Linked DNA regions of Homo sapiens: regions 2, 3, 4 and 5 are each linked to region 1. The links are chromatin contacts, found by Hi-C or POLR2A ChIA-PET in ENCODE. All regions are on one chromosome and are shown on one strand. The core of a region is the stretch at or near the end of the contact, and the rest is flanking DNA. Distances in the headings are between cores, read along the strand shown.

Region 1 (2,700 bases), core at 62-2,561:
TCAACTGATTCTCCTGCCTCAGCCTCCCAAGTAGCTGGGACTACAGGTGTGCGCCACCATGCCCAGCAAATTTTTGTATTTGTAGTAGAGATGGGGTTTCATCATGTTGGCCAGGCTGGTCTTGAACTCCTGACCTCAAGTGATCCACCCGCCTTGGCCTCCCAAAGTACTGGGATTACAGGCATGAGCCACCGAGCCCAGCCCAGCTTAAAACTTTTTAGCAGTGATACCTTCTACTGAATATGCATAACTGCCTAGCACAGCTAATGAGGCCTCCTGTGGCCTCTCCCTGCTCCAGCCCCTCCTCTGGGGTTTCCCACCTCAGACTGCACTCCAGCACCCTGGATGTGTTCTACCTCTGGGCCTTTGCTCCACCTCTGGGCCTTTGCTCCTTTTGCTGGAAAAGCCCTTCCTCCAGTTTTCTAACTGGTGAACACCTGTTCATGTTTCACATTTCATCATTTCATCTTAGGTTGCTTCCCTGGGAGCCACTTCCTGAACTGTTCTTATCTTTTTTGGGTTTCTGTTTTGCCCCAGTCATCCGTTAATGGAGCTCACCTTTTGGACAGTGAGCTCCTCAAGTGCAAGGGCCACTTCACCCATCCAAGTGGTAACTGGGCCTGACCCTGCTTAGCTTCTGAGATCAGGCAAGATTGGGCATGTTCAGGTGGGTATGGCTGCAGACAACGGGCATTTTTGAGAAGCCACAGTGTCCCTAGCACCCAGAGGAAAGCCTGGCACATAGTTGCTGCTCAACAACCCCTGGTGTTTACTGAAAGGAGCCTTAGGCTGTGGACTGAATTATGTCTCCCAAAGTGTAAATATTGAAGCCCTAACCCCCAATACGACTGTATTTGGAGATAGCGCCTTTAAGAGGACAATTAAGATAAAATGAGATCTTCAGGGTGGGGCCCTAATCCAATATGACTGATCTCTTTATAGGAGGAAGAAATACCAGGTGCGCATGCTCCAAGAAAAAGCCATCTGAGGACGCGGCAAGAAGGCCGCCATCTACAAGCCAAGGAGAGGGGCCTCAGGAGAAATCGAACCTGTCACACCTTGATCTTGGACTTCCAGCCTTCAGAACTGTGAGAAAGTAAATTTCTGTGTTCAAGCTACCAGGTCTGTGGGATTTTTTATGGCAGCCCTAGCAGACTAAGACAGGCATCAATGGTTCCAATGTTTTCATTTTTTTTCCGGTAAGCAGACCGAAGCCCAGAGAGATGAAGCAATTTGCCCAAAGTCACATACCAAGTTAACTGAAGAGTTGGGGTTAGAATCCAGCTCTTGTGACTTCTCTCTTTTCAGTTTCCCTTCCCACTCCCCCCACTGAAAAGCTTTTGAGTGACTCTTTTAGAAATCCCGGTTCTGTATATGAAGCAGAATTGAGCACAGCTGCTCTAATGAAGGGCTCAGAGCTCCCAGGCTTTTCTCTCTCCCCTGCCCCTTTTCCCTGTTGCACCTCTGCAGTGTCCTGAGGGTTGATGGAATCTAGTTTGAAAGCTATTGCTCTACCTCACTGCCTCCTGAATGCAATGTCACAAATTTTCCCAACTTGCCATTTCTCTCACACTGACATAAAGCATTAGAAACCTGTTGTGAAGTAGGAAAGCTAACTGGGTCAGTAGCTGATAAGATAATCTGGCCTAGGGGATAGATGATTAGGATTTCAGAGAAGGAAAGGTCACCCAATTGATTTGACTCTGTCCTGGGGCGATGATATGGTGAAGATTTCTACAGATGCAGCAGAAACATCCGGAAACCAGGTGTGTCCCAGCTCTGGTCTGGGAACCATTTCATAAATTGGCAAATATCCAGGATATACACATGGCTAATTCTGAGGTGTACTGAAGTTTCAATAAAGCTACTTTGGTAATGACTAGGAGAAGAAAATCCTATGGCTGGACTTCATTAATGTTGTATGGCCAAGGACAGTGTTTCTCTAATTATGGCCTGTGAACCTCCCTGGATCTCGATCACCTGCATATTTGGGAATATGCAGGTTCCAGGGTCCCACCTGAAACTACAGAATCAGTATTGAGATCCCAGGTGATTCTCATGTACACTCAAGTGTAAGATTATTAGCACCTGGACTTTGGAAGCAGCCAGATAAAAGTTTGGATCCTGGGTTGGCTACTTCCTAGATGTGGCCAAGTCATTTTACTTGCCATGCTTTTGCTTTTCTTGTCTGTAAAGTGGACATGATACCTATTTTACAGGGTGGTTTTGAGGAATAAGGTCAGCATTAAACATTTATCCTCTTTAGGGAGACAGAGAGAGGAGATGAAATAGAGTAGAATTGAGAAAAGCAGTTTCTTAGACCTCCCTGTGAAGTTTTTCTTATTTCAACAAATAATAAAATAAAAAATTCATACACTTTCTTAGTGCTTGTTTGGACTTAAGAATTTAAAAATAACTTGAGAGTTTTATAGGCATCAAGGATGATGTCTGAGTGCTGGAAATACTTGACCTTTGGCTGGAAGGTGGAGTGAAGGTGCCAGCGGACTGAACCCTGGGAGACTGTCTTCTGTTTTATGAATGTGGTCATGCTCTGAGTTAAATGATGTCCCTGGTAAGGACATCTCCCAGAAAAGCTTAGAAATCAGCTGTAATCCTTGTTCCCTGCAAGACCCTTGACTTGGATGTTAAGAGTTCCCTATAATGATAATAGCTACCTTTACTGAGCACTACTTGTTAGCC
Region 2 (2,700 bases), core at 24-2,523, 1.7 Mb after region 1:
GTCACACAGGCACATTCACTTTCAAAATGCAGAATAGTTTGGTCTGCATTTTTCTGCCAGTCTTATCTGCATTTAGAACCTGTGGTGGTGGTTTCTTTTTTGCCAAGATAACCCCAGGGACAAGCTTTTTTTTTTTTTTTTGACCCTGGCACACCCCAGGACTTTTATAATCTTTTTGCCCAACAACCCATTGTTGAATTTTACTTCGACATGCCTGTACTTTACTTCTTGAAACAACTAATTTCATTCTGCAGTTTAAAAAGCAAATCCAGTAAGAAACTCAGAATCACAATCGTATGCTCTTTCATAGTTATCCTAGCGTTAAAAAAGATGCAAATTTAGATGAGAACCGTGTGTACCAGGGGGCTGTGACATCATTTTAAAAGTAAACGATCACACAGTGAACAATGCCGTGCTCCCATTAATATTCAATACGTACTGTACAACATTTCAAATTAGAGTTTAGTTTCTTCGCTACCAGGATCCTAGCGCCATAGGCTGTAAGTATTCAAATGCTTCTCGACTGTGATTGAGTTGGCTATGACAGTCCGTCAATGGGTCTGCAGGATCCCATTTAGTTTTAGCAACTGTGGCTGGTGTCCAGGAATGCGTTCATGCGATCTGAAAGTAAGCCTCTGGCTTAGGACAGCGGGGGGAACCAATTTGATCTTAGGAGGGTCCCTGCAGAGTGTTTGAGTCGCGAGGCGGGCCGGGGCAGGCCGCGTGCTCCCAGGCGCTTCCTTTACCAAGATGGCTTCGGCGCCCCGGCCCACAGGGGCGGCCATCTTGGTAAGGGCTGGAGAGGCAGCCTGAAGGAGGCCACCGCTGGCCCTGCTGTCAGATTCGAAGGTCATAATAAGGGAGTGACCCGGCGACGACTCGCCCCAACGATGGCGAGGCGGCGAGAGCTGAAGCGCTGCCTGCAGCTGCTGGCGTCCTCGGCGGAGCCAGCGCGGCGGGCTCGGGTTAGGAAGAACCCGAGCGCCTGCCGCGGTCGCCCCTCCCGCTACGCGGCGGCGCTTTGCGCGGGGACTCTGTGGCCGGAAGCCGCGGAACTGAGGCGGCGCGCGCTCCCGGCCACCCCAAGCGCGAGGTGAGTCCGCACCCCCGCGCTCGCACCCCGCCGCTCTGGCCGCGCGCCCGCGGCCCGGGATCCCGAGTGTCCGGAGCTCCGTGGTTTCTGTTGGACCTCGCGGGAGGCGGTTTTCTCCCGCCTGCTGTGCTCTGTGACCTCTCTGCTGCCTCCTCCACGGTCTCTGGGCGGAGCAATCCACACTGCTGAGCCTGGGGTGGTTTGGAATTCTTCGGCGAAGTGGAGCGGGCTGAGAGTGGGTTTCCCGTCCCCGAGCCCTCCCTCATCTCGGAGATGCCGCACTTGTGAGCGACAGGGCTTCATTTGAATTTTCGCACCTCGCGAGTTGCGGAGCCTGCATCTCTGAAGCTGCCTCGGTGAAGAGCCACAGCATTATTTTTTTTCTCTTTGGGAGAGTAGCTGTCTGGGATTTGAGATCCTATCTTCCCTGCAAATTACCAGGTTGCATCTTCACTGATAGGAATACATGTGGGTTTATCTTCTTTTGGTTGTATGTAAATGAATGGGTCGACAACTTCCTCCGAGCAACTTATTGTTGCTTCATCTATAGTGTTTATCTTCTAAAAATCCATTCCAACAGGTTTCTCCCCTTTTATTTTGGAATAAGTGTACTTATTTAACTATGGAATGGAAATGAAGAGCAAAAAAAAAAATGGGGCTAGCTGGGGAGGGGTGGTGGAAGGCTGTGCTTTCTTGAGTTTTCTGTTCTGTGGTTGTTTGCTTCTTATAAATTGGGTATTATTGTGGGCTTTTCAGAACACGTATTCAGATAGGTTTTTGTTGTTGTTGTTTTGTTTGTTTGTTTTTTCCTTTTTTTTTTTTTTCAAGCTAGAGCTCGATATGGTAGATACTCTTCCATGGGTTCCGGGATCACATGCATTCATTATACGTCAGTTAAACCTGGAAAATATTAAGGGAGTGAGTAAAGTTTAACAGCCTTTTAAAAAGTCATTTAGTTCTTGTCTTTGCCTTTACTGTACGTTGTTATATATACATGTTATAATATGACTGACTCACCTGGTTGGCTTTGGCTTAGCATGAAATGTTTGCTACTTGATAATTCTGATTAATTTGTCCAGGAAGTCATTCCTGAGATGCAGTTCTTCAAATTGAGAAATAATTCCCATGTTTGTTAAAAAATGGAAATCTCTAACATTTCCATTTCTATTTTCAGTTACATTGGTTATGAATTAGCCGCAGACATGGACATCGTTTAGAAAGAAGTTATGTAATCTTTAAAAAGAAGATTACCTATATCCCACAATAGTGTGATTTTTGTTGCAAGAAAATACTGGGTCTGTTAAAGAAGAAATTTAGGGTAAAAGTACTTATTTAAAATAATAATTTAAGGAGAGATTGAGGGGTTAAATTTGTTTCAAGTCAACTGAAAATATAGTCAGGATTTTCAGAGATTTTGTTTTGTTAACATTCTGCAGGCTTTCCTGCTACAAGAATTATGGTAAGTCTCCAAGAGATAAAAATACTTAGTGTATTTCTCATACCCTTATTTTCACTCAGAATTCCAAATTATATTGTAGAAATTCTATGTTACAAAATTCTAATTTTAAAATTAGTCCAGTTATAACTATATGAAGAACATTTTAGCA
Region 3 (2,700 bases), core at 1-2,500, 1.4 Mb before region 1:
TCACAAGTTCCACTACCACCACCACCATCACTGCCCCCAGATAGAATGAGACTTCTAATAACTTGAAAGACAAGTCTATAAATATCCTGTAATCGTTTTCACTGTATCACTTTTTCCTGGCTACTTTTATCCGATAAAAACCTCAATTTATTTTTAAGCTATTAAACATGCGGACAAAGGGAATCTTAGTTTTATGCAAAAACGCAACCACGCATGAGAACTGCGCAAGTCTTTCTTGGAATGGTCTGTATTTGGGTGAAGTCATCAGACGTCATTACACTTCTTTATTTTGGGGTTGCCAACTCGTTTCCCAGGATTTAAAGACTATAACGATGATAAAAGTCAGTGTCGCACCCTGTCAAAGGCTTGGCCCGTTGCCTTTTCCTTCCCGGCAATACTCGGTTCAATTAGGTCTTGTCCCCTCATTATCTGTGAGGACTGAATTCCACCCCCGCTTTTCAACGCAGGCTCTTTGCTCGGGAAAAGTCAAACCATCTCTCAAAGGATCAAAGAGCTCAGCCATAGACAGAGCCGCCGGAGGAAAGCGGAGTCGCTGCATCAGATGAAAGGGGCCCCTCAGCCTCACTCCTCACCGCAGCTCCTGGGATCTTAAAGACAGGGTCAGGAGGATCAGGAGGGACAAGAGGGATGGAGGCGAAAGGCTGGATCCTTAATCCAGGCCGGAGACAAAGGTGAGTAACTGCGCGTGGTGGACGGGAAGATGGGCAGTAGGAGGCTCCTCGCCCCCTAGCCGGGTGGCGTGACTTCAGGAGGACCCAGAAAACCGGCCAGGACTGGGTAGGACGGAAGGTCCCAGGCGGGGCGGGCGAACCGGCTCCTCGTGGCACTGGCAAAGCTGGGAACGCCCCCTCCAGGCCCCGCCCTCCCGCGCCCGTGCCGGGAACTCGAACTTAGGTAAGCGCCCGGGTCACGCGCCGGGGCTGCCCCGCTGCCTCCAGCTTCCCAGAGCTGGCGTCTGGGAGGAAGAGCGCGTGCATCACGTCCTCCTCCCCGCCCCGCCTCCGCGCACTGCGCAGCGCGCTGCCGCGCCCCGCCCTTTCTCGGCCCCCGGAGGGTGACGGGGTGAAGGCGGGGGAACCGAGGTGGGGAGTCCGCCAGAGCTCCCAGACTGCGAGCACGCGAGCCGCCGCAGCCGTCACCCGCGCCGCGTCACGGCTCCCGGGCCCGCCCTCCTCTGACCCCTCCCCTCTCTCCGTTTCCCCCTCTCCCCCTCCTCCGCCGACCGAGCAGTGACTTAAGCAACGGAGCGCGGTGAAGCTCATTTTTCTCCTTCCTCGCAGCCGCGCCAGGGAGCTCGCGGCGCGCGGCCCCTGTCCTCCGGCCCGAGATGAATCCTGCGGCAGAAGCCGAGTTCAACATCCTCCTGGCCACCGACTCCTACAAGGTAAAGCTCGGGGCCCGGGCAGATGAGGAGGAGCGGGGCGCGCTGGGGACGAGCGCGCGGCAGGGGGGCGGGGGCGGCTGGGGCTGGGGTTGGGGCTGGGGCTGGGGCTAGGGTCGCGGCGCGGGGAGGCCCGGGGGAGGCGCGGGCGGCGGCGGCTGGGGCAGGTGAGGAGGCGCCGCAGTGGGCAGGAGGTGGCTTGAGGAGGATGGAGGGCTGGGCGGTGGAGGCGGGGCCTGGGGGCGCGCGGCGGCGGCGGCGCGGCGGGGGGCTGAGGCGGGCCCCAGCGGACTCCCGGGCGCCGGTGCTCGGGGCTCGGGGCTCGGGGCTTGGGCGTCGCCGGCGAGCGCATGCCCTTCCCTGAAGCGCGGCCTCTTGGCCTGGAGCTGGGACCAGTTAGGTAACGGCCCCGGGGACCCGCAGTGGAGAGTGAGCGGGGCTTTCCCCCGGGCCAGCCCGGCGCGCTCGCCCCTGGCTGGGCAGGTAAGTCTCCCGGGGCGCGAGGTGGGAGAAGTCCTGGCGCGGGCGCCGGAGCAGCCGCGGTCCTCTGCGGCTCCGGCGCGGAGGACACTCGCCTGGCCCCGGTAGCCGTAGTGGATTCCCCTGTCCCACTCCGCCGGGCTCCGTTTCAAACTCCTTGGCACCTAGTGATTGCTCGTGCTCCTTATCCCTGGGTGTAGAGGCCGCTCTGCTCTTATCTGCTTTAGGGTCATTACAGGATTTCTGTGAAAAGGAAAATGAAACACGAGGATTTAAAGGAACTGTAGTTTTAACCCTAGAGAACATGTGGAGAGGGAAATGGCACAGCGTTGCGTTCACATGCCCATTGAACACTTGTGTGGGTAGCTGCCACATTCAGTTGATATGAAGCACGCAGTAGTGAAGGGAAGAGGTAAAGTAAATTTTACTTGAGCAGCATAGTGGTTTGGAATACAGTGGTAAAACATAGTACTCTCATGTTTTTGTTTTGATTCTTTTTTTTTCCTTTGTTTTTAGCCCTCCTCCGATATTCCGAGAAAGTATTTTAGAGAATTCCATTTTACTTAAGTTTTGTCTGTTTTTTTCCAATCAGCTTAAAATGCTGTTTATGATATTTAGATAGGTTCTTGAAATCGAGCCAAGATCCATCAACAAGTTGTCTTTTAGATGCAAGTTTAAAGTATTGCAAAATCCGAACACTATCAAGTATGATTCTTGAATATTGTCAAGTATACGTGATAATACCTCAAGTATGGTCCTTTACTTGGTCCTAAAACCTCCTCTTGTGTTCTCTTGGTTCAATCATAGTGTTTTCAAAA
Region 4 (2,700 bases), core at 22-2,521, 1.2 Mb before region 1:
TATAACCTCATTATTATGATAAAAAACATACAAACCAGTTTGCAGAAACCTGTTTTATGATGCTCCAATTTATGTGGCAATTTCTAGAAAAAAATTTATGGTGATAAGTGAGAATTGTCAGTCACTGAAACATTAATTACATAGTCAGTGAAGAGCAGGTAAAATATACTTCTGGGCTTCACTTTACATTAGAGATGTTTTTCTGAAACGGTGCCTATGAAACAAATCCTTGTCCCCATTACTTCATATTTATCATTTCAAAGGCACTTTATCTTTATTTCTGGTTGATCACCCTTTGAGGGTGGCATTCCAAAATGTCAGCTCAAAATTTCCCTGCCCTTCGGTTTCTGTGACAAGTAAGTTAACGATCTGTAAATAAATCCTGAAATGTCCTCAGGAATCTGCCACTTGAAGGAATTCTATTAGGATTCTTCCAAAATGCAAACACTTGGCGTGTCATGGGCCTGCCTGAAGTTGTACGCTGGGCTTTCTGGAGGGCAGCAGACCCCTAAGAATAGAGCCCGGGCTTTCCTTTAGTTCCTCTCATTGTTTTTCAGGGACAAAAATCGTTATCTTATATTTTTTTTTTCCAGAGGAGTAGGAGGAAGATCTAAAATAGTTAGGTCTGGCAGCTTAATCTGGGTTGGCTGTCTCTGCCGGCAATCTGTAAAATGTGTTTTTCAAGGATAAGAAGTTTGGGCCCTGGGCCAGAGCTCATGTCTGTCATCAGCGGGAAAATAAATGATCTCTGTAACCTGCTGCTATGCTCTGTTTACCTTTGTGCTTAAACATGAACACCTTGCCTTCCATAGGCCCAGAGCTGCTCAAAGTGGATCCTTTGCTCTTGTCAAACAGAACCTTCATAAATCTGCCATTTGGGTGAGCATGGTGGGGCCAGCTTTTTGTGAGGTGAAACTCCAAACCAGCTTCCATTCTCGGGATTGGTATGTAGTTTTTTCATGTTGCCTAAGAGGCTCAGGAAGGGAACTTGAGGTATTTGTTTTTTCATGCCTGCAAAGGCCATTTCCTAAGAGGTGAGAAGCATATATGCATGCCTGCAAGTACCTGTGAACGTGGGCCACTGAGAGTCTCTGGGGCAAGAGCCCTTCAGGGGAATCTGGTATCTATTCATTATGCAAAACTTCATTCTAGCTAGAACAGGGCCTGGGCTACACTTAAAGCTTAAAGGGATGTCTGTTAAACCATGTTTCCTGTTTCCTGTAGAACTTACCACACTAGTACTGAAAGTGTCATAGCTCAGAGTGGAAGGTTAACGCGTAAGAAAGGGACAGTATTGGCAGAAGGCAAGTGGTGTGACCACTTCCTTCTCCACCCTCTTCTCCCATCCCTTGCCTCCCTGGAAAAGCTGGTTTCCTCAGGAGTCACTCCTTCAGCAGCCGCACAAGGCACACGCCTCGGGGAAGCCGGGCACAGGCTGGGGTTGCCTCCCTCCTGCCCCTGCCCTGCCTCCTGCCCCAGCAGACAGTGAATAAGCCACCTGGTTGGCCCAGCTTCCCGCAGTCCCACTTCTCAAGCTAGGGTACATGTATCTAGGAGGACAGGACTGTGTCGCTGGGAGGTAGAGTGAGACGGATGACAGGAGCCACAGAATCAAAACAGCACAATCGACTCATCAGTTCTTTAACTTGTAAGTTCAAGTCAAACATTACTTTTTATTTTGCTTTACTTACTTGTTTTTTGAGACAGGGTCTTCTCTGTCGCCCAGGCTGGAGTGCAGTGGCACAGTCATGGTTCACTACAGCCTCCAACTCCTGGGCTCCAGTGATCCTCCTGCTTTAGCCTCCCAAGTAGCTGGGACCACAAGCATGCAACACCATAGCTAACTTTTTTTTTTTTTTAAGAGACAGGGTCTCACTATGTTGCCCAGGCTGGTCTCAAACTCCTGGGCCCAAGCAATCTTCCCACCTTGGCCGCCCAAAGTGCTGAAACTATAGGTTTGAGCCACTGTGCCTGGCCAAACATTACTTTTTATAATAAGACGAATATTTTTTTCTGAAATAAGGCCCAATGAAGCCCACCTTGTTTGTGTTTAAGAAGCCATGACCAAAAAGAGCACTACCCATTCCTGCCCAGGCTTGTTGCAGTCACCCATTTAATCGCTCATTCAACTTGAGTGTACTTATGGGGCTCTGGCCAACTGCCAGATGAGAAAGACGCAAGCCCCTCTCAGGAACTCACAGTGTAGCGAGGAGGTAATAGGTTAATGCGTGGTTTCCAGGGAGAAGTTGGAGCTCAGATAGGGGTCAGCAGGAGTGGTTAGGGAAGCCCAGAGAAAAGACCCCAACCCAGCTAGGCACAGCTAAAGAGAGACAGTAGGCACTGCACTGGGGGAAGGAGAGAACTCGTCTACCAAGCAGGTACACTGCCCTGGTCAGGGCTTGCCTGCCCTGGCCTCTGTTTCTTCACCTGCCAGATAGGCAGTTAGAGCAGTGACTCTAAGCCCCTGCCAGACTGATATGTCTGTGGCTCCCTTCACCCACATCTCTGCAGAGCTCAGTAGCTCTCAAAAGGTAGAGCCCAGCCTCAGGGCAGCGCGGTGGTGTATGCTGGGGCTGGGATGTGTCAGGGTCATCCTAACTCCAGGATGCAAAGGTGGCCATTGCTGGCCCCAGGGTTTCATAAATTGCTCCGCACGTGGAGAGTCTGGTGTTGGCAGCATTGGTTCTGATATCCTGCCAA
Region 5 (2,700 bases), core at 183-2,682, 1.2 Mb before region 1:
GCTGGGATGACAGGCGCGTGCTACCACGTCAGGCTAATTTTTTTGGTATCTTTATAAGAGACGGGGTTTCACCATGTTAGCCAGGTTGGTCTTGAACTCCTGACCTCACGATCCGCCGGCCTCGGCCTCCCAAAGTGCTGGGATTACAGGCGTGAGCCACCGCGCCCAGTTCTTAATGTTATTTCAAAATGAGATATGCCATTAGGTGCTCATTGAGCACTGACTGTGCTGGGGACTGAGGAACGGGAGCCAAGATAAACATAAAGATTGTCTCTGTCTGCATAGAAAATGAAATGTATTTTTTGCACTCTCTGGACAGCAAACAAGGAGATAGGTCTCGAAAGAGAAAGGGTTCGCTTACTACAAGGACGTTCAATAACAGTTGTCAACCCTGACGGAATAACCTCAGTGGCAAGTAGCCTGCAAATCATATTCGTGCTTGAAATTCAGGTAAGTCCTTGGAAGCTGGTTTTTCATATACACGAATATGACCACATTCCAGCTGTCCAGGAACTTTCCAGGTACTGAAGAAGCCAGGAAGGAGATCACACTACCTTGGGGCTCCCGTAACTGCGTGCCAAGAGGAAAGTATCACCTAAGCCGAATCTTAAAGGGGTCAGCTTCTTGAAGAAAGATACCAACGATGCCTTAAAAAGAGGACTGTCGACCGACAGCGTAGAAGAGGTGAAAGTGTAGGTCACCGAGGGCCTGTCCGGCCACGCCTTTCCTTTTAGGTATAAACTTACTTCATTTTTCAACCATGGCTGCGATGGTAACTTTGAAAATAAACCTAATTTCCATACGAATATTTGGTGATTCACACTTTCGAGGCACCCCACAGCACGGTAGCCAGAAGTCTGTTGTTTTGCAATTTTAATCAAAGGCCCCTAACACATGCCTTGAAACACAACTTCATCTGTGCCAATACATTATAAATTCATAAAAAAGTTGAGATCTGTTAAGGGAAGGAGAGGTCAGCTTCGGTGTAGTGAGCTCAGCTGTGGTGAGCTCGGGGTCAAGTGAGGGTGTCTCTGAGGCCAGCGCCCCCAAGCTGCGCAGGAGCGGGCGTGGGCGCCCCCGGGTCAGGGCTCTTCGCAGTCGCGCGGGTCCGGAAGCGCGGCGCGGGCCCAACGAGCGCACGCGTACACGCGTGCGCAGGGGAAGACCGAGTGCCAGGGGCTGAACCGCAGGGAAGGGGGCGCGGCGCACGCAGTATGGCGCCCAACATCTACTTGGTTCGCCAGCGGATCAGTCGACTCGGCCAGGTGCGGCCTGAGGAGAAGCCTCCCGGTCTCCGCCCCGGCCCGCCCCTCGCCTCCCCAGCCGCCCCACTCCGTTTCCGCCCCAGAGTCTCAGCCAGCAGCTCAACCGCCGCCGCTCCGCCCCGCCCCGCCCCACGGCCGCCCGGGCCCGCCTCCGAGCCCGGCCAGCGCGCCAGCCCCGCCTGCCCTTCCTCGCCACCGGGCTGCTCTGGTCTCGTCGGTCCCCTCCTCCGCCCCGTCGTCCTGACTCTCTCTCCCTCCTTTCCTCAGAGGATGTCCGGCTTCCAGATCAACCTCAACCCGCTCAAGGAGCCACTCGGCTTCATCAAGGTCCTCGAGTGGGTGAGTGCAGCCCGCGCCGGCCAGGCCCGCCTGCCGCTCGGCGCGGCGCCCTAGGCGGGGAGACGGGGACCTGCGAGCCGGGACGCAGCCCTGCCGCGCGGGCTTTGAGGCCGCCGCCCCGGGACTGGGAGTGGACGGCAGGGAGGGCAGGGAGGCCGCGGCCTGGGCCGCGCGGGGCGGAGACGCCGCGGCGGGCGTCGAATCACGAGCTCCTCGGCCGCCTGGCTCCCAGGGGAGCCACCCTCCCACACCGGAGCTCCCCTCTGGGTGTCCCCGTGGAGTGGGAGTTCAAATTTCCCCTTGGCTCCACTGCCTCCCGCAGAGGAAGGGAAAACTTCCTGCTGCGGTCTAACCGAAACCCGGCGGCCGGCGTCGCGCTCTGCGGAGAGGCTCAGCGGTTACGTCCCTGCCGGTGCCCACTCGAGGTCTAGCTCCCTGGGAAGCCGATTTTGTCTTGTAGACGTGATTTGGCGAGCATTCCGTTCTTAATTTGTTTTTAAGATGGGCTCCGAGTTAAAAATAGTAAAAAAATAAACTGTGGGCCAGGGAAACTAAAGAAAGTCCTTTTAACAAAACGCATCGAGTCAGATCGGTTCACTTAATAACACGTTAGGAATGGACATCGAGTTTGTTTGGGGTATTTCCAAACAACATCCTGTTTAGAAAGTCAGCTTTTAGTCCTTTCCTGAGAACACTCACAATCATTAACATCAAAGAACGCTTATTAATTCGACCTTGGCAATGATCAGTTACTTGGAGGAGTTGGTGAATATACCAGGCACTGCGGGCTTCCTTCAAACTTCGCGGCCCACTACATATTTCTGCAGGCAAGTTGTGTTTATAGACAGCAGCATTTACATCCATAGCTTTTTCGCCCTTTTCCTTAGTGATAGAGTGGTGAAGAAGAATAAGAACTTTCAATTTCCTGTTCTAAATAACCTACCGAGGATGTTTTTAAAAGCAGCGTAGAAACTCAGTTTCTCTGATGGGTACCTAATGTGATTTCCTACTTGGACCATTGTAACCGCGCAAGGGGTTAGGCAATTTCACCATTCACTGAACATTTTGTGTGTTTTCTGAAAACTGAAGTAGTGCT

The links. A loop is a pair of places that touch in the nucleus more often than their neighbours do. ChIA-PET counts read pairs that join two places held with the same protein, here RNA polymerase II (POLR2A). Pooled maps may share reads with other maps.
Region 2: a loop to region 1 is called in a pooled map, with 3 times the contacts of the local background. The contact joins the promoter of NAPEPLD here to the enhancer-like site in region 1. A Hi-C loop is called at or near these places in 2 of 50 pooled maps.
Region 3: a pooled map shows a loop between it and region 1 (6-fold over the local background). The contact joins the promoter of NAMPT here to the enhancer-like site in region 1. A Hi-C loop is called at or near these places in 2 of 37 single-sample maps with no recorded cell type and 2 of 50 pooled maps.
Region 4: a pooled map shows a loop between it and region 1 (8-fold over the local background). The contact joins two enhancer-like sites. A Hi-C loop is called at or near these places in 2 of 37 single-sample maps with no recorded cell type and 4 of 50 pooled maps. POLR2A ChIA-PET finds 5 or more read pairs at or near these places in 1 of 52 experiments (naive thymus-derived CD4-positive, alpha-beta T cell).
Region 5: a loop to region 1 is called in a pooled map, with 3 times the contacts of the local background. The contact joins the promoter of SYPL1 here to the enhancer-like site in region 1. A Hi-C loop is called at or near these places in 2 of 50 pooled maps.

What each region holds. Positions count from the first base shown.
Region 1 is chr7:104,894,307-104,897,006 of GRCh38, reverse strand. All of the region lies in intron 2 of LHFPL3 (LHFPL tetraspan subfamily member 3), which reads right to left. LHFPL3-AS2 (LHFPL3 antisense RNA 2) reads left to right here. Exons shown (of 4, transcript NR_027374.1): 4 at 943-2,379. Among named protein-coding and RNA genes, the nearest start is that of LHFPL3-AS2, 31 kb to the left of the region's middle. Within about 2 kb of position 1,311, at least 2 of the 41 ENCODE cell types and tissues checked have a DNase peak (open chromatin) inside an H3K27ac peak, as active enhancers do.
Region 2 is chr7:103,147,672-103,150,371 of GRCh38, reverse strand. NAPEPLD (N-acyl phosphatidylethanolamine phospholipase D) reads left to right here and starts at 1,273. Exons shown (of 5, transcript NM_001122838.3): 1 at 1,273-1,561. It overlaps LOC105375434, which reads right to left. Exons shown (of 3, transcript XM_047421168.1): 2 at 1-1,354. The coding sequence ends at 552.
Region 3 is chr7:106,283,533-106,286,232 of GRCh38, reverse strand. It overlaps NAMPT (nicotinamide phosphoribosyltransferase), which reads left to right and starts at 1,250. Exons shown (of 11, transcript NM_005746.3): 1 at 1,250-1,405. The coding sequence starts at 1,349. NAMPT-AS1 (NAMPT antisense RNA 1) reads right to left here and starts at 987. Exons shown (of 1, transcript NR_186647.1): 1 at 1-987. RefSeq lists silencers at 751-1,290, 1,561-1,920.
Region 4 is chr7:106,070,247-106,072,946 of GRCh38, reverse strand. No RefSeq gene overlaps it. Among named protein-coding and RNA genes, the nearest start is that of SYPL1, 41 kb to the left of the region's middle. RefSeq lists an enhancer at 570-864. Within about 2 kb of position 1,271, at least 28 of the 41 ENCODE cell types and tissues checked have a DNase peak (open chromatin) inside an H3K27ac peak, as active enhancers do.
Region 5 is chr7:106,111,044-106,113,743 of GRCh38, reverse strand. SYPL1 (synaptophysin like 1) reads left to right here and starts at 1,432. Exons shown (of 5, transcript NM_182715.4): 1 at 1,432-1,604. The coding sequence starts at 1,536. RefSeq lists silencers at 1,025-1,084, 1,165-1,654, 1,665-1,914 and an enhancer at 1,370-2,202.